Regions from separate parts of the Homo sapiens genome. Here region 2 is linked to region 1. A link is an interaction called in ENCODE POLR2A ChIA-PET data of the cell type or tissue named here. Cell type or tissue: PC-9. All regions are shown on one strand. Each heading gives the region's core, and the rest is flanking DNA. Links, peaks and the distances in the headings are about the cores only.

Region 1 (11,816 bases), core at 1,989-9,988:
TGGTATACAAATTTTTAACCATGCTATCGTATACTGGTTACTATGAAACACAGGTACATGTGGGTATGTTGCTTTTAGGAGCACTTACTCTGTTATTAGGCTGGAGAGACCACAGCTTGGACAGCTGATCCCAGCAGAAGGATTTTGCTGCAGTGGGAGAATCTGGGAGAACTTTCCTGCTTATGAGCTCTGGCCACTAAAGTGGACGTAGTGGATCACTCTAAATGGGAAGAGGGCACTGGCAGAGGGAGAGGCCCTTGTACAAGAACAGGGTCCCTGGGAGCCCAGGTTTCACCCAGTGGTGAGCATAGGACACCATAGAACTGTTGTCCTTTCTTCTCATTATTATAGAGGCTAGAGATCTGGCAGGGCCACAAGGCTAGGGTGTGTGTGGGCCTGGGGCCACTCAGGTTCTCAGTGGCTTAGGTTACAGAAGCTAATGAGATGACGAATGGTGAGGAGGGTCAGTCAAGAGGGCAGGGATGACAAAAAAAGACTCTCATTCATTTATCCAAAGATATTTGTGGTATTCCTCTGACAGGTGCTGGGGATGCTGCTAGTCAAAGCAGTGTGGTCTTGGGCTTGGCCTCAAAGGCATCTTGGAGGACAAGACCATTGTATGTGGAACATCAATTCCAGTAATGCTAAAGCCAGGCTTTTATTCCAATTTCTGACTTTGACATATGTTGCTTTGTATAGTTGCTGTATGTGCTGTGGCCATCTCTGTCCCTGTATCTGCAGCTTGTAAGGTTATGGACACAGTGCGTGCCTGTTAGGAGCATGTCTTTTAGGGAGGTTTGGGGGGGTGTTAGAAGGGAGGCTGTCTTGAGTTCATGTCTCCCGTCTTCCATGTGTACATCTCAGGAGACTGCTGTGTGTTGAGAAACTGGCACAGGGATAACTGTGGAGTTGTCTGTCCTGGGAGGAGGTTGTGTATTAATTGCCTCCCTGGGAATTTTCTCATTATTTGTCCCTTTACACTCTCTTTCTAGAAGAATAATGAGAACTGACATTACATGTAACAAGATGTGTTGGGGGTGATTGAATCTTTTTATATGATGAGTTTGATACCATCAAAAAGTTTATAAACCTGTCTCTTAGATGCACCCATTCTGCACGAAGCCTGATTGTGCAGCATGAAACTGAGTGCTATGTTGTATAGTTCCAGGCAGCCTTTGCTTCCTCCAGCTTTGTCTTCACTGTCCTTTATACCTCATCCAAGGAGGGCTTTGATATGGGTTCTCATTGATGACATTCATTCCAGATATTTATCTCCAAAAGGAAAACAGCCTTCACATTTTCTCTAATTATAAAGGTCAATTTGGGTTTTTATTAAAAGAGAAGGAACCCATTTTTGCATCCTGAAGCTGATATTCAGCTTTTAAAAAATGAGCTTCAAATTAGGATTGTCCCCCAGATAATATGTAATTCAAGGTTTTATGATGCACTGGAAATTGCCATTTCTTCCATAATAACCCAGTTTATCAGCTCATACCTCAGTTCTTGAGCTCTCCTGCTGGGGATCAAGTCAGTACCAGCTCACTTGGAAGAACCCATTGAGTACTGCTGTGATGCCCTGCATGTGGCAGAGGCGGTAGCAGCAGCATTTTTCCTTCCACATAAACCCTCCTGTGGATGACTTCAGCCATCTCCTAACATGTACGTGTGAGGTTCCAAGAAACACAGGAAGCCGGGAGTCTGGTGCTTGGCTTCATTGTTCAGCACCAATAATCCCAGTGCTAAAACCTGTGTTTGTACAGAACTCTTCCCATCTTTTAGGTTCATTGGCCCAATGACACTTGTCCAAGCAGAAATGGAGGGGCAGGGGAAGCAGAGCCGAATTGTACTGATATGCCACCCTAGGAGTCTTTAATACTTGATCGCATAAATCTCCTTAACCACTCTACCAGATAAGAGGGGGTGTTTCTATTTTACTTAAGTGAAAAGTGAAATCTGAGAGGTTGCCACTTGCTCAGGGTCATGCAACTAACAAGTCACAAATCTGGAGTTTGAAACCATATCTTGTGACTACTACCAATGATCTTCCCACTACCTGATCCTTCCCATCCTCATGCTTTTCTCCAGGGGCCAGGGCCACCTTCTCAGATAGTTCCTAACTAGTACAGCCTCGGATGTATAGGGCTTGACTCCTTTGATGACCTCCTCAGAAACTTCATCCATTCTCCAGAGCTCCAGGATCTGGCACCACGGGAAAAGGCAATGTTGGCAGGGCACAGTGGCTCACACCCGTAATCCCAGCATTTTGGGAAGCCTAGGAAGGTGGATCACTTGAGGCCAGGAGTTCAAGACCAGTCTGGCCAACATGATGAAACCCCTTCTCTACTAAAAATACAAAAATTAGCTGGGCCTGGTGGTGCACACATGTAGTTCTAGCTACTCGGGAGCCTGAGGCCGGAGAATCTCTTGAACCCAGGAGGTGGAGGTTGCAGTGAGCCAAGATTGCACCACTGCACTCCAGTCCAGCCTGGGTGACTGAGTGAGACTCCGTCTCAAAAAAAAAAAAAGGCAATGTGATGTTCTGTGCCCCTGTCTATCAGCCCTTCAGTGGGTTGAGGGTTGTGTTACTTTTCAATGTAAGGAAAAAGACACTTGGCATCACATCCAGTTAAACAATTTAGATCAATTCAACACATAGCTACTGTCACCAATCTTGACAAAAACCCTGGGAACTCCGATGGGGCAGATGACTGGGCATCCTGCCAAGCAGAGAGGTGGTCTCCATGTCACTTACTGTCATTTCACATTGAGGTTAATAATTGGGGTGGGAACTTTCATTGTCTTCTGAGTGTGGTTTCTTTTCTTTTAATGAAATGCTTTTCTAAATCTTTATGCTATTTGACAGTCCTACCCAAGGTCTCTTTAAATTGCTGTAATTGCAGGGGCTGGTGAACTACAGCCCGTGGGCCATATCCAGCCTACTTTTTTTGTAAGTCGAGTTTTATTAGAACACAGCCACATTCATTTGTGGTGTTGGTGGCTGCTTTCATGCTCCAACAGAGCTGAGGAGTCATGACAGAGACTGTATGGTTTTCAAAGCCTCAAATATTTACTGCTGTCCTTACAGGAAAAGTTTGCTGACTTCTTTCATTCTCTCTCTTTTTCTCTTTCTTTTAGGGTATCATAGATTTAAAGAAAGGAAATAAAGGATGCAGTGGCTCACTCCTATAGTCCCAGCACTTTGGGAAGCTGAGGTGGGCAGATCACTTGAGGTCAGGAGTTTGAGATCAGCCTGGCCAACATGGCAAAACCCCGTCTCTACTAAAAATACAAAAATTAGCCGGGCATGGTGAACACCTGTAGTCCCAGGTACTAGGGAGGCTGAGTTGGGAGAATCTCTTGAACCTAGGAGGCAGAGGCTGCAGTGAGCTGAGATCACAAGAAAAGAAATAAAGTCCCTGGGGAAACTGTTCCAGTGTCTATTAGGTGGTGCAAAAGTTACTGTGGTCTTTGCCATTTTGGTGACCAAAAAAAAAAAAAAAACCACAATTACTTTTATTTTTTTCTTTTTTTTGAGACAGTTTTACTCTGTTGCTTAGGCTGGGGTGCGGTGGTACAATCCTGGCTCACTGCAACCTCTGTCTCTCAGGTTCAAGTGATTCTCCTGCCTCAGCCTCCTGAGTAGCTGGGATTACAGGTGTGCACCACCACGCCTCGCTAATTTTTTGTATTTTTAGTAGAGACAGGGTTTCGCTATGTTGGCCAGGCTGGTTATGAACTCCTGGGTCAAGGGATCCACTCACCTCAGCCTCCCAAAGAATTACAGGCATAAGCCACCCGTCCAGCCCATGATTACTTTTGCACCAACATATGCTTGGTCAGTAATAACAGACCAGGAGGCAGCACACACACTGTGGCCAGCCTTGAGTGCGTTCATCCTAGGCTGGATGGCCATGCCTGAGGAGAATAATTCCAGCAAATAATAATGTTCCTCCACTGCATCACATTCCCTATTAACCACAATTGAGGCATCACTAACTGGGTGGGTGACCTTGCACTAGTCACCAACCCCAACATGCGATTTCCTTGCCAACAAAATTGAACACTTAACCATGTGTATTTATGAAGTATTTATAAACACATCTTATATATGTGTATGTTATATAGATAGTTTAAAAAGGAATAGTAAAATAAATCTCAAATAAAAGTAATAACATGAAAAGAAAACCCATTTCTCCACTGTCCAGCCTAGGAAACAGAACTTTATGAATACCTTTGAAATCCCTTCTGTGCTCCTTCCCCCTCCCCAAAGAGGTAACTATCTCAATTTGGCAAATCGTCCTCCTGCTTTTCTCTGTAGTTGATTGTTTTCTTTTGACTAACACTTTTTCCTACACAAGGAAGGCATTCAAAGCCCCAGTCTGGTCTCCTCACTGGGGTTTTGTGATAATGTGCTAGACTAAAAGGTTGGTATCCCCTGAGGGAGTCATTGATTTATCTTTGATTTATCAACTCCACGGTGGGAGAGGACAGCAGTGAAGAACATTGGCGACCCCAGCCAGTTCATGGAGTTGACTCCATGTTTTCATAGTAGAGAATCTAGCTGAGAGAGAGAACAAGATGAAACCTGATTTGTAGGCCTTAAATTTAGCTTCCAGTCCATTTTAGTTTAGGGAAATTTCATTGTATCTATTCTTTGTGGGTTTTTTTTTCTTTTTTTCTTTATTTTGTGGCTTAAAAAAAGGATAAATACAGTACTGGGTTTTGGAAGGAGGGGTTGTTAAACTTAAACCTTTTAAACTCTGTAATTACTTCGTAAAGGCCGTGTATTTGCATCTGAAATGCATTGAGCCTTAAGTTTAGTCCTCTGTGTATGGAGCTTTCATAATGATGGGAACACTTCCAAAAATAAAGTAACTCTATAGAAAATGTTAATCAGCTTATCCGCAGTGACCCTAGTGAGTTTCTCCATTGTACACATGAGGAAATGGACATGACAGTTAGAGGTTTGCCCAAAGCCACTGTCATCGGCATTATGAAGATTTAAGCAATGGTCCTACTTACCAGAAAACATGGTCATGTTTTCATGTAAGACACTGTGGACCTTAGTCAAATTGATCTAAATTAAGATTCAGGGACTAACAAGACTTTTGGTGTTTGGAAGAGTCTACCACATCAATCACAAAGAGCTGGCTTATTCCTTAAAGTTACCTGCAGGGTTTAAAATCAGTTATGGGTTTTCTGAGGAGTCTATTTGCTTGAAATCAAAAGCTCTGTATCTGACTAAACATTGCTCGGAAAACTGAAAAGGACTTGGTTCAAGTAACTTCACACTGCCAGGGAAAACTGTGTGAGAAGTACAGTAATGACTCAATTTGTGGCATCCTTTTTAAATTTTTTGTGGCATTCTACTTTTTTTGAGATAGAGTCTCCCTCTCTCACCCAGGCTGGAGTGCAGTTGTGTAATCTTGGCTCACTGCAACCTCCCCTCTGGGGCTCAAGCAATCCTCCCACCTCAGTCTCCCAAGTAGCTGGGAATATAGGCCTATGCCACCACACCCAGCTAATTTTTGTATTTTTTGTAGAAATGGGTTTTCACCATGTTGCCCAGGCTGGTCTCAAACTCCTGGACTCAAGCGATCCACCTGCCTCAACCTCCCAAAGTGCTGCATTACAGGTGTGAGCCACCCTGCCCATCCATTCTACTTTTATAGTTGACAGGAAAACAGCCTTCTACTAGGAACTGATTTTTGAAAACCATTTTCAGTGGATTGGTGCAGAATGTGTATACAGTCTTCCACATCATCTGCCTCAATAGGATTGCCTGGCAAAGTAAGAATGCGTGTTGAGGAGCCACAGCGTCCTTCGTTTTTACAGAAACTTTTATAATTATTATTGTTTTTATTAGCAATAATTGATAGCTCATTTTATAAATATTTTCCTGAACAACTGATGGGTGCAAAAAATATTTTTATTTTTTTTCTAGGAAACCTTTGATTGAGAAATCAGAACAGTAAACCCCTCTTTATTCTTCTCTTTTCCTTTCTCTCCTAAGCCTCACTTGGGAATGTGACCCTATTTTTTTTTATTGAGTAGTAAATATTTTTTAAGATATTGTTAACTATAACAGCTATGTTATCAGGGCAGGTGAGCGTGACCTCATTCAAAGACATGATATTGGCCAGGCATGGTGGCTCACGCCTGTAATCCCAGCACTTTGGGAGGCCAAGGCAGGCAGATCACCTGAGGTCAGGAGTTTGAGACCAGCCTGGCCAACACTGATGAAACCTCATCTCTACTAAAAATACAAAAATTAGCTGGGTGTGGTGGTGGGTGTCTGTAATCCCAGCTACTTGGGAGGGTGAGGCAGGAGAATCCCTTGAACTCGAGAGGTTAAGGTTGCAGTGAGCCGAGATGGCACCATTGCACTCCAGCCTAGCTGACAAGAGCAAAACTTCATCTCAAAAAAACAAAAAAAAAAACCAAAGACATGACATTGATTCAGAGGACTCACTCACCCGTTGTAGTAAAATACCAGGGCCCTTACTATAAGGGTGATATATGCATCCCACATGTAAATCCTGGCAAAGCCAATGTGTAATTGCAGAGAGAAGACGCCATAAACAGAGAGACACCAAAGTGAGCTACTCAGGGAGAGCCTCCCCTCACGAACGGTTGGTGCCAGGTGCTTATCCTGAGTTTTTGGATCTTGAGATTTGATTTTTGCATTTCACCAATTTCATCATCACCATTTCATCTGTTCATCAGATCTGGGGACCACAGATGCACACTCACTGGGTTTTCAAGTGACTGCTGAGCCAGGATGATAATATATTGAATCATTGGGGACAGCTGTCTGTCAGACTAACCAGCCATAGTCATTATAAGCCAAGGCATTTCCTTCATCTTGGAAGGTACCATCGATACTGTCACATTTCATAGTGGTTACACATACAGGATTTGAATTACAAAACTGGTGAGTTGGGTTCAATAACCAACTCACCTACCTTTGTGATACTGGGCCAGTAGCCTAACTTTTCTAAGTGTATTTTTTTTCTTACCTGTGTAATTGGAATATTAATGCCTTATAAAGATGTTCAGTGAGCTAATGCCTTAACATAATACCTGGAAGATAATAGCTATTGTTATTATACAGTCATTTTGGCTGCTGTCTTCATTATAACTATGCAAGCCAAGTTGGAAGACTGAATAATGAATTAGAAAATTGCTTGTTGAACATGAATTTGAGCACAACTTAGGTGTTCTTCAGGAATGCTTCTATTGGCCTGGAACAGCTGGGCACACTGTTAGTTGATATAAAGGACACCATTCCCAGAATTTGAAAACCTTTTACCTAGACAGTTCTGGGTAAAGTCCATTACAGTTTTAATTTGCAGCTTCCCTTTTTCTAAATGTCATGAAGTCACCATGTTTTTAGATGGGAGCCTCTAACTTACTTGGTTACTATTGTATTTAGTACAGTAGTCCTCCCTTATCCACAGTTTAGCTTTCCAAGGTTTCAGTTGCCTGTGGTCCACTGTGGTCCGAAAATACTAAATGGGAAATTCCAGAAATAAACAATTCATAAGTTTTAGATTATGCACTATTCTGAGTAATGCGATCAAATCTCACATTCCCGTACCATCCTGCTCTGTCCTGCTGGGGAAGGGAATCATCCCTTTGTCCACCATATCCATGCTGGAGACCTCACCTGCCTGTGAGTCACTTAGTAGCCGTCTAGGTTATCAGATTGACTGTCTCAGTACTGGTACCACAGTGCCTGTGTTCAAGTCACCCTTATTTTACTTAATATTGGCCCAAAGCTCGAGAGGAGTGATGCTGATAATTTGGATATGCCAGCGGCCATAAAGTGCTTCCTTTAAGTGAAAACATGAAAGTTCCCCACTTAATAAGAAAAGTCAATTGTATGCTGAGGTTGCTAAGATCTACAAGAAGAAGGAATCTTCTATCCATACATTGTGAAGAAGGAAAAAGAAATTCATGCGTAGTATGTATAGGGCTCTGTACCATCCATGGCTTCAAGGCATCCACTGGGGATCTTGGAACTTATCCACCCCTCTCCTTCAACAAGGGTGTATTACTATAGTAACAGAGGAATCACCGTGAATACCTTATTTGGGTTTGGCTTTCGAAACATCTTTTTGGGTCTGATTTATTATAATTCCATGATCATTCCTTCTTCTGGTTCCACACTCAGGAAGTGAAATTTGTATGAGGGTACCAGCTAGTCCACAAGATGAGCTGCTTGTGCCAAGTGCTTAAGGGAGGCAATGCATTCCTTTGACATACAGCGATAGGAAAGCGTGCCTCTTCTAGTTCATTCATTAAAGCAGAGCTGCCTTATGTAAGAAGCTTCCCTTACAAGCCCTCATTTGTTTTTTATTTTTTCTCTGGTGTAGGTATCGATATCCTGAAGCTTGTAGCAGCCCAAGTGGGAAGCCAGTGGAAAGATATCTATCAGTTTCTTTGCAATGCCAGTGAGAGGGAGGTTGCTGCTTTCTCCAATGGGTACACAGCCGACCACGAGCGGGCCTACGCAGCTCTGCAGCACTGGACCATCCGGGGCCCCGAGGCCAGCCTCGCCCAGCTAATTAGCGCCCTGCGCCAGCACCGGAGAAACGATGTTGTGGAGAAGATTCGTGGGCTGATGGAAGACACCACCCAGGTAATGGAGCCCTTGTTGTGTGTCATTACCACCGACCTATTGCCCCTATGCTTCAAATTTTATCAGTTGTATGGGAACAAAGAAAAATAACATATTCGGTGGATAGGCACACACACACACACACGCATACGCCTGCACACACACACACACACCCTACCTTCTAGGACGGGGGTTCTCAGTGGCCGTCTATTAGAATCATCTAGAAAACTTTAAAAAAAAATACTGATGCTCAGACCCTACCTGCAGACCAGTCACATCAGAATCTCCAGGGGGCAGAGCGTGAATCGGTATTTGTAAAAGCTCTCTTTGTTACTCCATTTACAATCCATTTTGCATGACACACTTTGAACAAAACCAAGAAAAAATACTTTTTACTACACCGCCTCTCCTCCAGAGGGTGTTTTTGTGATGTGGCTTATGAAGGCAGCATTCTTGCCTCCTGAGGATGCAGGTGGTGCTAGCGGCAGTTGATGACAGAACTGATTCTCCTCCTTGGGTTGTTCCGTGGAGCACATCAGATGGGAACTGAGGGGACCCAGGAGTGTGATTTCTTTATAGCTAATAAGCCCTGGCTTTGGAGCCAGACAGCGCTGGATTTGAATCCTGGCTCTGGTACATATTAGCTTAGGTGATGAAGGGTAAGTTACTTCAACTTTCCTTGCCTCTGTTATTCACATTTTCAAGTCTGCTATATAAGATTAAGATGAGAAATAAAGCATATAAAATGCCTGACTCATTGAAAGTGTTCTACAAGTGGTAGTTACGACCATGATGTAACTCATTTTACTTAGCCTTTCTTTAATTGTATGTACTTCCCTGAAAGGCCATGAATAAAGTTCAGATTTGGATATTGAATCATATTTTCCACAGACTTCAATTCAGGTTTCAGAACATATTCCCAAAGTAAAGAAAATGCTGCCACTAAGACTAGATAAAACCCACTTAAGATTTAAAGGGCCGGTCTGTGTTATTATTCCAGTGGTCCAAATTTGTTACCTAAAAGAGCTAGGTAGAGATTTTTTATGACATCAATTCAGTTTACTATCATTCTATATCACATTTTGTGTATCAAAGTATTTCATTTTGCATACTTTATACTTACGTTTAAGTATACTTTATGTACTTAAGAAGTCCAAATGCTTTTATCTTTTTATACTGATAGCGCAGTAATTCTTGACAATTGATGTAATCATTTATCAGGTGAATCTTTTATCCAAGTAACTGGATAATAACAATTTATAGGTGCTAATTGACTTTGAAGGTGGTCTTTTAAAGCTCTGGCATATTTTTAACTTCTTTGAAGTGTGGAATTTCAGAAAAAAATACTTATTAATAGACCCAAGTGATAAACATTCAGAGGCATACACCAGTGTCTTATGACTTTCTAAGAAATAATTTAGGTGTGAAATATTATTCACAAGTAAAACTAGGCTTTAAGTAGCTGGATTTGGGGGAAAGTGAGGGAGATGTTAACCCTCCAATTAAGTAAAATGGCGGCAGTTTGAATACAGGGAGTTTAGAGGCAAAGCATTGCCACGCATTCTTAGAGACTGGCTTTAAGGAGAGAGCTGGAAGACAAGCCTAAGGCTCAAAGAAGGATTTAGATACGTGAGAATAAGTCGCCTAATGTCCTTGATGATGCCTAAAAGAAAGATAACATATGACTGATGCAAGGTTAGGATTTGGTTAACCCAAACCTGTGGTGGGCCCATGGAAAAATAAGAAGGTGAGAGTGCATGTCAAAAAGAGTGATTCATAATAAAATCATTAGGTCAACGAATGAGAGAACAAAGCAGCTTCTTCCTAAGTGCCAAACTCTTGTACACCTTAATTATTTCCTTCCCCTTATCTCTTCTATAATACCAAAAGATTCTAATAGTAGCTATTTTTTGTTGTTTATTTTTTGAGAACAGTAATGTCAAAGCACTCTACAACTTTCTCGTTGGTTCTGCTATAGCCTTTGAGTTATGATGGAGGCTGAGAAGGCAATATTAAATTTTTGATTTCACATTTCAACAATATACATCAATGTCTAGCAGCGTTTTGGATCCAGCTCTAACTCTAATTTTAATAGCCAATGAACATGGATTTTTGGCTGCCAGTTCTTATTACAGGTTGAGTATCCTTTATCTGATATGCTTGGGACTGGAAGTGTTTTAGATTTTGGATTTTTTCAGACTTTGGAATATTTGCATATACATAATAAGATAGTTTGGGGATAGGTCCCAAATCTAAACATGAAATTCATTTATGTTTCACATATACCTTACATACATAGCCTGAAGGTAATTTTATACAAAATTAGAAAAAGTGTATGCATGAAGCAAAGTTTGTGTTAAGTACTCATGTGTGGAATTTTCCACTTGTGGCATTATGTTGGTGCTCAAAAAGTTTTGGATTTTGAATTTTTGGATTAGGGATGCTCAAGTGGTAATTGCACAGTATGTTACTCTCTGTCCATTGTTTATTTCTGAAATTTGTCCCATCTAACAAGTGAATCAGAAGGCAGGGGGCTTAATTGAGACTCCTTATTCTCATCCTGTGATGGGCTTGTACTCCCTGTGTATGGTGGTACTGCTGGGGATTTGGGGCTTTGCCCCAGGAGTTATTGGACTCTTAATGGGTAAAAATGACTATTTTTTTTCAATGGTCAATGTTTTTTCTCTTCATAAGCCTGAAAGTGCCTATGTTATGTTCCACTAAAAGGATTAGCCCTGGTGTGGCTTTTTGTTGCCTCTGTCAAGAACAGCCGGTTCATTATTAACCATGGTGGCCTATTAGCCATTTTTAAATTAAACCCATTCAGAGTCTGACTCTTTCTTTATCTGAGGTATGAGCTGTATTTTTCAGCACTCTCTTCTTTCAAGTTCAATATCTAAACTGAACCCAGCCTTCCAGAATCATAGCTATTCTTCCCTTCTGGGACATGAGCATTTGGAATAAGCAGCAAAACAGTGGGATAATAGTTGTAAGTTATTGCAATTTTACCAAAGCTATTAAAAAACAAAACACTGCCCTAATACAGCATTCCAGTTTGTATGTTATCTCTTTTCCCATCCTTTTACTTTGATTTTTTTCTCTGTCTTTATTTAAAAAATGTCTCTTATAAGAAGCATATATTTCAGATTTTTTTCTTAAATCTAGTCTGATAGCTTTTGATAATTAGAGAATT
Region 2 (11,816 bases), core at 2,660-10,659, 140 kb after region 1:
GCAGCTTAGCTTCTACATATCATATGATGTTTGATTTTCCATTTTTGAGTTATTTCACTTAAAAAGAAAATTTGAGTGATTTTCTTATTCGCGTTCAAAATGGGGTGTAAAGTAGTGGAGACAACTCACAACATTAACGGTGCATTTGGCCCAGGAACTGTTAACCAACTTAACAGGACAGTGGTGGCTCAAGAAGTTTAGCAAAGGAGACAAGAGCCTTGAAGATGAGGATCATAGTGGCCGGCCATTGAAAGTTGACAACAACCAGTTGAGAGCAACCATCGAAGCTGATCCTCTTACAACTGCAGGAGAAGTTGCCAAATAACTTCTGCAGTTCTGTCGGCCATTCTGTGGTCATTTGGCATTTGAAGCAAAATTGGAAAGGTGAAAAAGCTCGATAAGTGGGTGCCTTATCAGCTGAGTGAAAATAAAAAAAAATCGTCATTTTGAAGTGTCTTCTGTTATCCTATGCAACAACAACAAACCATTTTTTGATCGGATTGTGATGTGCAATGTGAAGTGGATTTTATACCACAACCGATGATGACCAGCTCAGTGGTTGGACCGAGAAGAAGCTCCAAAGCATTCCTCAGAGACAAACTTGTACCAAAAAAGGGTCATGGTCACTCTTTGGTGGTCTGCTGCCAGTCTGATCCACTACAGCTTTCTGAATCCCAGCGAAACCATTACGTCTAAGAAGTATGCTCAGGAAATTGATGAGATGCACTGAAAACTGCAATGCCTGCAGCCGGCACTGGTCAACAGACAGGGCCCAATTCTTCTCCATATCAATGCCCAACCGCATGTCATACAACCAATGCTTCAAAAATTGAATGCATTGGGCTACAAAGTTTTACCTCATCCACCATATTTACCTGACCTCTAGCCAACCGACTACCACTTCTTCAAGCATATTGACAACTTTTTGCAGGGAAAACACTTGCACAACCAGCAGGATGCAGAAAACGCTTTCCAAGATTTTGTTGAACCCTGAAGCACAGACTTCCATGCTACAGGAATAGACAAACGTTTCTCCTTGGCAAAAATGTGTTGATTGTAATGGTTCCTATTTTGATTAATAAAGATATGTTTGAGCCTAGTTATAATGATTTAAAATTCACAGTCAAAACCACAGTTACTTTTGCACCAATCTAATATACACCTCTTAGAGTGTCCAAAATCCAGAATATTGACAATACCAAATGCTGGCAAAGGTGTGGAGCAGCAAGGACTCTCATTCATTGCTGGTGAAAATGCAAAATTGTATGGCCACTTTGGAAGACAATTTGGTGGTTTTTTGTAAAACTAAACATACTCTTATCGTATAATCTAGCATTCGTGCTCCTTGATATCTACCCAAAGGAGCGGAAAATTTATGTCCACCCAAATGCCTATATGTGGATGTTTATAGTAGCTTTATTCTTAATTGCCAAAACTTGGAAGTAGCCAAGATGTCTTTTGGTATTTAGATGACAAACTGTGGTACATCCAGACAATGAAATATTATTTAGTGCACACAAAAATGAACTATCAAGTCACGAAAAAACACAGAGGAGGCTGAAATGCATATTCCTTATACATACTGTATAATTTCAATTACTATATGACATTCTGGAATAGGCAAAACTATGGAGATGGTAAAAAGATCAGTGGTTGCCAGGGCTTAGGTAGAGAAAGGCAGAACACAGAGGATTTTTAGGGAGTAAAGCTATTCTGTACGATAATCTAATGGTGAGTACATGTCATTAAATGACTGTCCAAATCTACAGAATGCACGACATCAAGAGTGAATACTTATATAAACTGTGGATTTGGGGTGATAATAACATGTAAATGTAGGTTCTCCAAACATAATCAGTGAACTACTCTGGTGGGGAATAGTAAGTGCAGGGGAATCTATGCATGTGTGGGGGAAGGGGCTGCACAGGAAATCTCTGTACTTCTTGCTCAATTTTGCTGTGAACCTAAAACTGCTCTAAAAAATAAAGTCTATTAAAAATAAAAACAAGAGGGGCAATTCTCAAAATTTTCAGTTTCAAGACTCTTTTACACTCTTAAAAATTATTGGAGACCCCAAAGAGGTTTATGTGGACTATCTTACTTACCTTAGTGGATATTAAAGCTGACAAAATTTAAAAATGTTTATTAATCCATTTAAAAATAATAAAAACTCATTTTTGGTAGCATAAATAATACAATTTTTTATGAAAAATAACTATTTTTCAAAACAAAGTGAGAAGACTTTTACATTTATTGCTTTACATTTTTGCAAACCTCTTTGATGTTTGGGTTATTAGTAGATAACTAGATTGTCATATGTGCTTCTTCATTTGATCTGTTGTGATGTAGCATTTTGATTGAAAATCTAGCCTGTCACACATTTGTTTACTTGAAAAAGAGAAAAGTATTTTAATAACCTTTCAGGTAATTCTGGATATTCTTCTTTAATAATATACTTAAACTTGACAGGTGGCTGTTTCTTAAAGATTAGCCACAATGTGAAATCTCAAACTATGTTAATGAACTTCTTTTTTTTTTTTGAGACGGAGTCTCACTCTGTCGCCCAGGCTGGAGTGCAGTGGCGTGATCTCCGCTCGCTGCAACCTCTGCCTCCCGGGTTCAACTGATTCTCCAGCCTCAGCCTCCCAAGTAGCTGGGACTACAGGCGCCGGCCACCACGCCAGGCTAATTTTTTGTATTTTTAGTAGAGACAAGATTTCACCGTGTTAGCCAGGATGGTCTCCATCTCCTGACCTTGTGATCCACCCGCCTCGGCATCCCAAAGTGCTGGGATTACAGGCATGAGCCACCGCGCCTGGCCATGAACTTCTTTTTTTTTTTTTTGGCTGGGGGGAGGTGGGCGCGGACAGAGTCTCGCTCTGTCGCCCAGGCTGGAGTACATGGAGTGCAGTGGTGCGATCTCAGCTCACTGCAACCTCCGCCTCCCGGGTTCAAGTGATTCTCCTGCCTCAGCCTCCCGAGTAGCTGGGATTACAGGCGCCTGCCACCATGCCCAGCTAAGTTTTCTGTATTTTTAATAGATACGGGGTTTCACCAGGTTAGCCAGGCTGGTCTCGAACTCCTGACCTCAGGTGATCCACCCGCCTCAGCCTCGCAAAGTGCTGGGATTACAGGCGTGAGCCACCATGCCCGGCTGATGAATTTCTTATACTCTGTACAAATGTAAGAGAATGAGAGTGAAAAGGACAAATTATGTCTCTCCTTCTCCTTTTACTCTCCCTCCTCCTCCCCCTCCTCCTTTTTCTATTATTATTATTAAAATAGTTTTTTACCTCAAAGATACCCTAAACAAATATGAGGGTTCATAGGGGTTCCCAGCACTGTCTTAGATAAATAAGCTCCCCCCAACTCTTTTTTTTTTCTTTCTCTTTTGACTCTCAGGGTTACATAGAAAAAACGACTTGCTCCATCTCCATCTCCTGAGCTTTATTTTATTTTATGAATACAAATGACCTGAACTTAACCTGTGCAATTCTTCCTGGCCCACGTTCATGGGCTACATGCTCTCTTTCCCATGAAACTTTACCATCTTTATTCATTTTTCTCCCTTCTCATACTTTCTGCTTGCTATTAACTTCAAACTTATCCAAGTCTTCTCTAGCTTCTACCTCAACATCAAGACGTTAGCTCCTGTAGATAACTGGATATTCTGCTGATGTTTTCAACTTCAAATGTATAATGGGGTAACTCTAATTGGTCAGCTTATATTTTTGCAGCTGTAGCAACTGGCATATCCAGTGGTGACACTATAGATTGGCTGCCCTTGGTCTAGGTGCCCCCCCAACCCCCACCACCCAGTGAGCCCATCATCTATGAGCAGTGGAGTGGATAAACTGATACAAATTGTATTTCTTCTGTGTTCTTTTTAAGGCAGCTGAAAATATATCCCTATTTTGGTTAGACTTCAACTTCTTTGAAACTTTGAAGCATTATCACTATTCCTTAGGGTCTTCCCTAAAGACTCTCCAACCTGGTATGAAGTATAAGGCAGCAGTTAGACAGACTATGGAGGGCCTTGACTGGATTTAAATCCTATCTCGGTGACTTGCTATCTGTGTGATATTGGATAAATTATTTAATTTCTCAGTCCTCAAATGGAAAGTAGGGATGACAGTACTTAGCTCTAGGGTCCTTGTAGGATTAAGTGAGGTGATGCATGCAAAGCACTCAGCATATATAAAGTACCCACATAAAGTTAGTGCTCATCAGGGAAGTTTTCCTTCCACATGAAGAAGTGAAGGCCATGATGCCAGAGAGGCTGGAGAGCAGTCCCTGGGCCAGCTCTCTAACATGCCTCTTTTTCACTTGCCTGTGTCCTTAACTAATTCAGGCCACTCTTCCTCAATTGCCAGATTTGCTTATTTGGAAATATTACTATCCTAGGTCACTTAACCACTAGAAAGCTTAAACAGTATTTTTTTTTTTAATTTTCTTGTCAGCCTTATTTTTCTCCAGCTTTCATACTTCCTCTTTCTCCTTTTCTTTTCTCCTACCTACTTCATTTCCTCTTTCAACTTTATTCCTCTTTTCCCTTTATCTTTTTCTTACTTAGGGTATAAGGAAGCTGTCATAATAAGGAGACACTCAAATATCATGGCTTTAAAAAGAGACACGTGTTTGTTTGCATTACTTTATTAGGATGGTCCAGAAGCAGTGGCCCAGTGTTGGTGGGGTCTGCTCACTGCTAGGCACTTGCAGATCCAGGTTTCTTTCTTCATGCTGTTCTGCTGTCTCCTGAAATATTGTACTCATCAGCATTGTGGAACCTGGCTCACTCCAAATCCACATATTCCAGCCCATAGGAAGAGGGAGAGAGGAAGTGGAGGGCAAGCACATTCCTTAAAAAAAAAAAAAAGGGAAAAAAAAAGGATCCTGGAAGTTGGCATGTTAGCCAAAACTTAGTCACAAGGTCATGCTTAGTTTCAAGGAAATCTCAGGGGCTAAGCACTTGGCTAAAACCCAGCAGAGAACAGGGTCTTCTTACCAAAAGAAAGAAGGGGAGAATAGAAGACAATTTTTTTTTTTTTTTGAGACAGAGTCTGGGCTCTGTCGCCCAGGCTGGAGTGCAGTGGCGCGATCTCAGCTCACTGCAAGCTCCTCCTCCCAGGTTCATGCCATTCTCCTGCCTCAGCCTCCCGAGTACTGGGACTACAGGCGCCCACCACTACTCCCGGCTAATTTTTTTTGTATTTTTAGTAGAGACAGGGTTTCACTGTGTTAGCCAGGATGGTCTCGATCTCCTGACCTCGTGATCTGCCCGCGTCAGCCTCCCAAAGTGCTGGGAATACAGGCGTGAGCCACCTCGCCCGGCCGGAGACAATTCTTTTTCTTCCGCAACTTTAGGTCTATCGGTGGAACTCACAGGGCATGGAATTTAATGTTTTAGTGACATGTTTCTCATACTTTACAGCTATCGAAATGCTGTTGTTTCCCTCTGCCTGAAATGCCCTATCAGCCTCCTCCCTATCTTTGTCCTACCAATTCCTTCTCCTTCAGATGTCACTCTAGATATCACTTTCTTAATTGGGAAGACAGAATTGTGTCACCCTCTAAGATATCCCATGACAGACTCCTTAACTCTTGTTCTACTTCTTACTTTACTAGCACAATTGCCAATTTGTCTATCTTGCCCACTATACTGTGGCCGTGGCAGAGCTGGAACTTAGTCTTATTCATGAGTGTATTTTTAGTATCTAGCACGGTGCTTGAAGCTGAGAAAGAATGATCATACAAAGCGCGCCACAAGCAATGATCAAAGGTCAAACAGAGATCTGCTGGATTGCTAAAGAGAGACATGATAGCAGATGCTTATGGACTATGTGACCAGTAATGTACTAAGCTCTTTATCATAACTCATTTAATTCTCACAGCAAACTTACGAGTTAGGCCTTACTCTCATTCCCATTTTACAAGTGAGAACATGAAAGCACAGAGAGGATAAGAAAAATTCTCCAGGTCACACGGCATTTGGATTCAGGCAGTTGAGACCAGAGTCTCTGTTCCTGTCCACAATGTTATATGGCCCATGACAAACCACCCACCCTTCACATCTTGGATTATGGCCCATGATAAACCACCAACCCTGCACATCCTCAGGAATTCATAGGAAGGAGTCAAATTCAGTACCTTGAGCTTTGACAGGTAACATTAAGAACAGGTCTCCACCCCCTACCCCCACCACCCCCCATTAGTTTTGGTTTCAGGGAGAATTAAGGGAAGAGATTTGTGGACTCGGATAAGCCCTTACAATCCTCCTGTTCAGTTGTGTGTATGAGGTAACCAACTCATCACAGTGTGACTGGAGCTTTCTCAGTTTTGGTATTAAAAGTTCATTGTGCTGGGCAACATCTCAGTTCCTGGCAACCTCTTAGTCCTGGACAAACTGGGAAGGTTGCTCACTCTAGTGTGAGGCTTCTTTGAATGAGTCGGAAGTATTCTTGCCACACCCAGGCCAGCCAGGTGGACCCGAGGAGGGACGAGAAACGTCATTACCCTGCAATAGTTTCCCTACCCAGCCCTATGCCCCACTTTCTGTGCGTGTGTCCAACTTTCTCCCTGCTCTTCTTAGAGCAGGTGGTCTCTGATCCCCTGGAAGGGAAAAGACCTTCCCATAAACTCACTGGTCAAAGAGGCTCAGGTTATAGCTGGGGTGAGATACATATCCATCTCAGCAAGTCAAATCTCATTATTTTCTTTGGTGGAGATGAGAGAAGGTGAGGATACGGGTTAGGCTGGAGATTATTTAACTGATAAACTGTGATTATTCTTCAGGAATCCATAGCCAGGGATAGACTCAATTTAATTTATTAAAAATATTTGTTAGATGAATATCAACATATTTGCACGTTTCCCCTCTGCCCCTTTTATAATCATGCCAAAATGAGTCACTCAATTACCCCAATTCCTTAGCTTATACTCAATGGGAAACATGATTTTAAAAGGTTAATGCTATTTTAGATGGCTCCCTTTTATTGCTCTATTTATGTTAAGCCCCAGAGTGATTTAGGTGCCTATGCAATCATAAAAAATCCAGGAATATCATTAAGTAATTGTGATGTCAACATACTGCTGAGGTTTGAGTAGCTACATCCTAGCCTATGGTATACATCCATTTTATGGATTCTCAACTCTCCCTTTGGCCTTCATCTTTGATCTAGTGCTAGAAAATTATTATGTCATTAACCCAAATGTGAGCCTCAAGTAAAATACTTCATTATTCTTTAATTCAATTTAAAAACATAGACACATTTTTCTTAATGAAGTAATTACTTCTACGTTTCGTCAAACCATTGAAGTTTATCAAAAACGCATTGTGAAAAAAGTTATTAAGTTTTTCAATGACTTATATAATGGAATGGCATATTTTCTAAGTTAATGAAGTGAACACTAACAATATGATCCTGAAGAAGAACCCAGTTGAGAAGGAGGAAAATAATAGCGTATGCCACAGTGGTCTTGGCTTGTTTCTCTCCCCACAGCTGAATATTTTTATTGAACATTTGAGAGAAGTCGTAACTGGCCTGATTACCAATTTGGGAATGACATATAGCTGGGAAGGATGGTTAATGAGAAGTCAGTATCCAGATTCAAAATGGTCTTAATAAGCTCATTGGCAGGCAGCTAAAATCTACATAATATAATTTAACAAGGGTTAATTTTTGCCTTTAGTCAGACAAAAAACAAAACAAAATAATTGCATAAGTATAAACTAGTAATTTATTTGAAAAAGACAAACTGGAATTAATTGACTGCAAAGGCAATACAAGCCAATTGTGACTGCCTCATTGCAGCAAATAATCCAATGTGGCATTAAGTTGCATTGAGGGGAAAAATGTGGCCAGCACAAGGGAGATGATAGATCTGTTGAATTTTTACCAGATCAGATGGCATTTAGAGATTTTTCTGCTAGTCTAGATGCTATATTTTTAGAAGAATATTGATGAACTAAAACATATCCAGAAGAGAGTGAGTGTTGAGGGTTTTGGAAACCATCACTTGATGGAACTGAGACTATTCTACTAAAAAATAGAAGGTTTTGGGGGGACTTGAGAACTGTTCTCAAATACTGAAATGTGTTCAGAACTCAGAGTTGACTTAGGGAGAGGAAGCCTTGTTAGTTCCCCTACAATCACCCCTACAATTTCCCTTTTCCTTGAAGACTATGCCAGAAATGGAAGAATTATTAAATCTATATATAAGTATCAAATAATTTTTCATATTATCTTGCAGGATCTCCTTCCTATGCTTCCAGTTACCTCCTGTGACAAATAATAGTTTCTGCAGCACAGCAATCTTCCCTGCCTCAAGTCTTTAGAAACAATCTCATTTATCTAATGAGATTCATATTTTCTGAATCCAGAATGAAGGTGTAAAGCCCTCTAAAATGATTTTACTCAGTCAGGAGGATCACCTGAGCCCCAGTTTGAGACAAGCCAGGGCAACATAGTGAGACCCCATCTGTACAATAAAATAAAAACTAGCCAGGCGTGGTGGTGCATGCCTATAGTCTCAGCTACCTGGGAGTGTGGGAAAAGGGGCTGAGGTGTGAGGATCGCTTGAGCTAGGAGGTTAAGGCTGCAGTGAGCCGTGATCACACATGATCACTGTACTCCAGCCTGGGAGACAAGGCAAGACCTTCTCTCTAAATAAGTAAATACATGATTCCACTCCCATTGATGAACTAAAATGTGCGCACAAATCTGTTCTCTTGCTATCTTAACTTTTATAATGTTTTTCTGCTTCTTGACTTGCTTATTCTATCAGAGACCACGCCTCAATCATCCTGGCTCAAAACCACATTTACCTTTAACACTTCCTCCCCATCATCCCTTATATCTCAGGAAGTTCCAGGACCTGAAATGTAACCAGATTTTGTACATTGCACAAAGGACTGAACCAACCCAGGAGTATTCACTGGAAACCTGTGGTTTCTGTAATACATGGCTGTGGTGTACATGTTACAAAGCCTCCTGTTAAGTGCAAATCAGAAACTCTGCACATGGGAAGAAAGGGAAAATTTAGGGAACAACTCCTTCCTTCTTACTCTACATCAGAATGTGCAACCCTGACATCTATAAAAGTTTCAACCTGGAAAGAGATTAAAAGATATTTAAGGGAAGTCAAATTTACAAAGATGTGAGTGTATCTCACGAGTTGGGTGTAGTTGCTGAGAGGCAGGAGGATGACCCAGTTGAACCCTAGAGTCTTCCTCTGTCTGAGAGAGGTTACTATGAGCCTTGTAAAGCCGTGGTGTAGAAAACAGCTGCAGATTTGACAGGAAATTGCAGGAGATGGGAATGAAGCATGAGGCAAAATGTCTTGTTTTGCTCTTCTCAGCCTCCTGGGTCTCCAGGGCTCTGGGCCCAAATTTGGAGACTGAGAAATGCAGGGGAATGTTATGCTGTGTCTGCAGCTCCATTTCTTGAGATTGAGGTTTAGATAATCAGTTTCTTTTTTTTGAGACGGAGTCTCGCTCTGTTGCCCAGGCTGGAGTGCAGTGGCGTGATCTCAGCTCACTGCAAGCTCCGCCTCCCGGGTTCACGCCATTCTCCTGCCTCAGCCTCCCCAGAAGCTGGGACTACAGGCACCCGCCATCACACCCGGCTAATTTTTTGTGTTTTTAGTAGAGACAGGGTTTCACCGTATTAGCCAGGATGGTCTCGATCTCCTGACCTCATGATCCGCCCGCCTCGGCCTCCCAAAGTGCTGGAATTACAGGCGTGAGCCACCGCGCCTGGCCTAGATAATCAGTTTCTAACATTTATATCATGAAAACCTTTCTTAGACTAATCTTCTGGGTTGAGAGAGTAGCCAGAGTTCACCATTTACTTCACCAGTGTCTCTAAAGGCTTAGGTATGGTAAAGGGCATTCAAAAGAACAGTGAGCTGGCCTTAGGGAATCTGAAAGTCTCTCCCTCTCCAGTTTAGTGGTTTACTTTGAACATTCCCAGCCAGGAAGTTATCTTTTCAATAAATCTGGAAAATTTGGAGATGGCCTTGGCACCTCCATAAGGGTCTGCAAAGATTTCCCAGTCAAGAGGCCTGGCAGGAAACTCTGGGATCTGGGGATATGTGTGAACCCCATTCTGAGTTCATGTGTTCCCAGCTCATGGTTCTAGGACATAGGGTTAAAGCTGTGGGGTCTGGGGAAATCTGGGTAATGTTGTCAACATGAGTTGCAGACCCAGGCTTCCTTTTACCTCACGTTATCCGCTCCTCATACCCATGTTGTGGGTGCACCTCCCCGCTGGGGCATCTTCAGGGGGGCTTCACTCACCTTCACTCTGTCACTGACAGCATGCTTTTTGGGGACTGTTAGTAAGGGCAGGGTAAACGTTTGTCCCTGGGGAGCCTGTTTGGAGCAGCAGTCCAGTCTTATTCAGTGGGTTTGATGGTCTGTCATGGGATACTCACTAGATTACATCTTCATCTTAGAGGTCTTTCCCACAGTTTCCAGTCACAAGACTGGCTGTTCATTGGGGAGAAATCTCTGGGAAGGCTAGGAGTAAAGCTTTGCCTCTGTTATGCTGCTGGAGTCCTCTTTCTATCCAGGATTAGGGGCTCTGGCTTTGGAAGAGGAATCCCAAGGCAAAAGTAACAATAAAAATAATGAAAATGTTTACAAGTGTGCTTGATCAGGGGACATGAGTGTGCTGCATGCATGCTGTGATGATCTGATGTAATCCTTCTCAACACCACCATGAATAATAAACTATTATTAGTTTCATTTTCCTGATATGAAAACTGAGGCTTAGCGCTACCAAATGACAAAGGGATACAGGATATGAACCTGAAGGACCTAAGCTGCTTAGAAAGAAAGCCTATCTTAAAAAATTGCTACTATACATAAAAGTGTCATATTCTTCTGACCTTGCCTTTGATACTCAGCTAAGAACAAACCAGTTAAGAGCTTTGCGCAAGCTCCTTGATATTTTAAGAGGAAGAAGAGTATAATTTTTCCTCAAGCAATTAAAGAAAATCTCCCTCACCTCATAATTCATTGAAGAAAATGTAGGAAAATCAGCAAATTGGAAGAGAGAAAAAAAAAAAGAAAAAGGGAGAGAAGGGGTCACCATTCTACCACTAATATTTTGAGATTTTGGGGGGTAGAATGTATCTAAGGCATCATGTTTGAAGGATAAAGATTAAAGTAAAAAAATTAAAAACGCTGTGGTTGAAACTCAAATTACTTCCCTAACCCTGCTGAGCATGTGTAGCTTGCTCAGAAATTCCAGTGGGGGCAAAGGTCAGCAGGTTATACACACTAACATTAGAAAATATGTGTGTGAAACAGAAAGGAAAGGAAGTCTCAGGATGTGGAATTCTGCAAGTTGGTCTCATCTGGCTCAGGACAGTTCCATCCTGGCTCAGGAATGCAGGTAGAGTTCTGGAGCTGGCATTTATTTGCATTGGAGTCATTTCCTAGGATTTTCACAGCTTTACATGTTTGTAGGTCATCTAAGCAAAAACTGTGGATATTGGTTGTGTTTCTGTCAATGAAAGAGGGAATCATACTTTACAAAATTTGAATGTGTGTAGTCAGGGGGAGAAGAGTCAAGAAGATTGATTCTTCTTGGGTCGAGATACAACAGAAAATCTTAAATTACTTGATACTAAGTCCTTGGAATACAGCCCACTAGCAATCACCATTAGCAATCCTGGTGAGGTGGGTAGGTGGAGATAGGAACCAGTAGGACTGAATATTTTTTTCCTCATATATTTTGCTCAATGTCTTGTCTCTGAGCAACTTTCACATCCTGATTCAGACCTCAACAGGCAGATAATTTTTGCTTCGG

What was found. ChIA-PET counts read pairs that join two places held together with the same protein. Peaks named below come from ENCODE experiments on the same cell type or tissue, not always from the same donor. Only the 100,000 strongest peaks of a DNase experiment are listed, where the experiment ranks them.
Region 2: POLR2A ChIA-PET joins it to region 1 with 15 read pairs; 4 of 35 experiments call an interaction of 5 or more read pairs at or near these places.

What each region holds. Positions count from the first base shown.
Region 1 is chr6:47,250,084-47,261,899 of GRCh38, reverse strand. TNFRSF21 (TNF receptor superfamily member 21) reads left to right here. Exons shown (of 6, transcript NM_014452.5): 4 at 8,379-8,644. Among named protein-coding and RNA genes, the nearest start is that of TNFRSF21, 54 kb to the left of the region's middle. In PC-9, for the core only: no CTCF peak of the experiment used is centred there; a DNase peak (open chromatin) is centred at 6,879; H3K27ac peaks cover 6,792 bases.
Region 2 is chr6:47,111,401-47,123,216 of GRCh38, reverse strand. No RefSeq gene overlaps it. Among named protein-coding and RNA genes, the nearest start is that of ADGRF1, 75 kb to the right of the region's middle. RefSeq lists an enhancer at 9,970-10,139. In PC-9, for the core only: no CTCF peak of the experiment used is centred there; DNase peaks (open chromatin) are centred at 6,426 and 6,906; H3K27ac peaks cover 6,190 bases.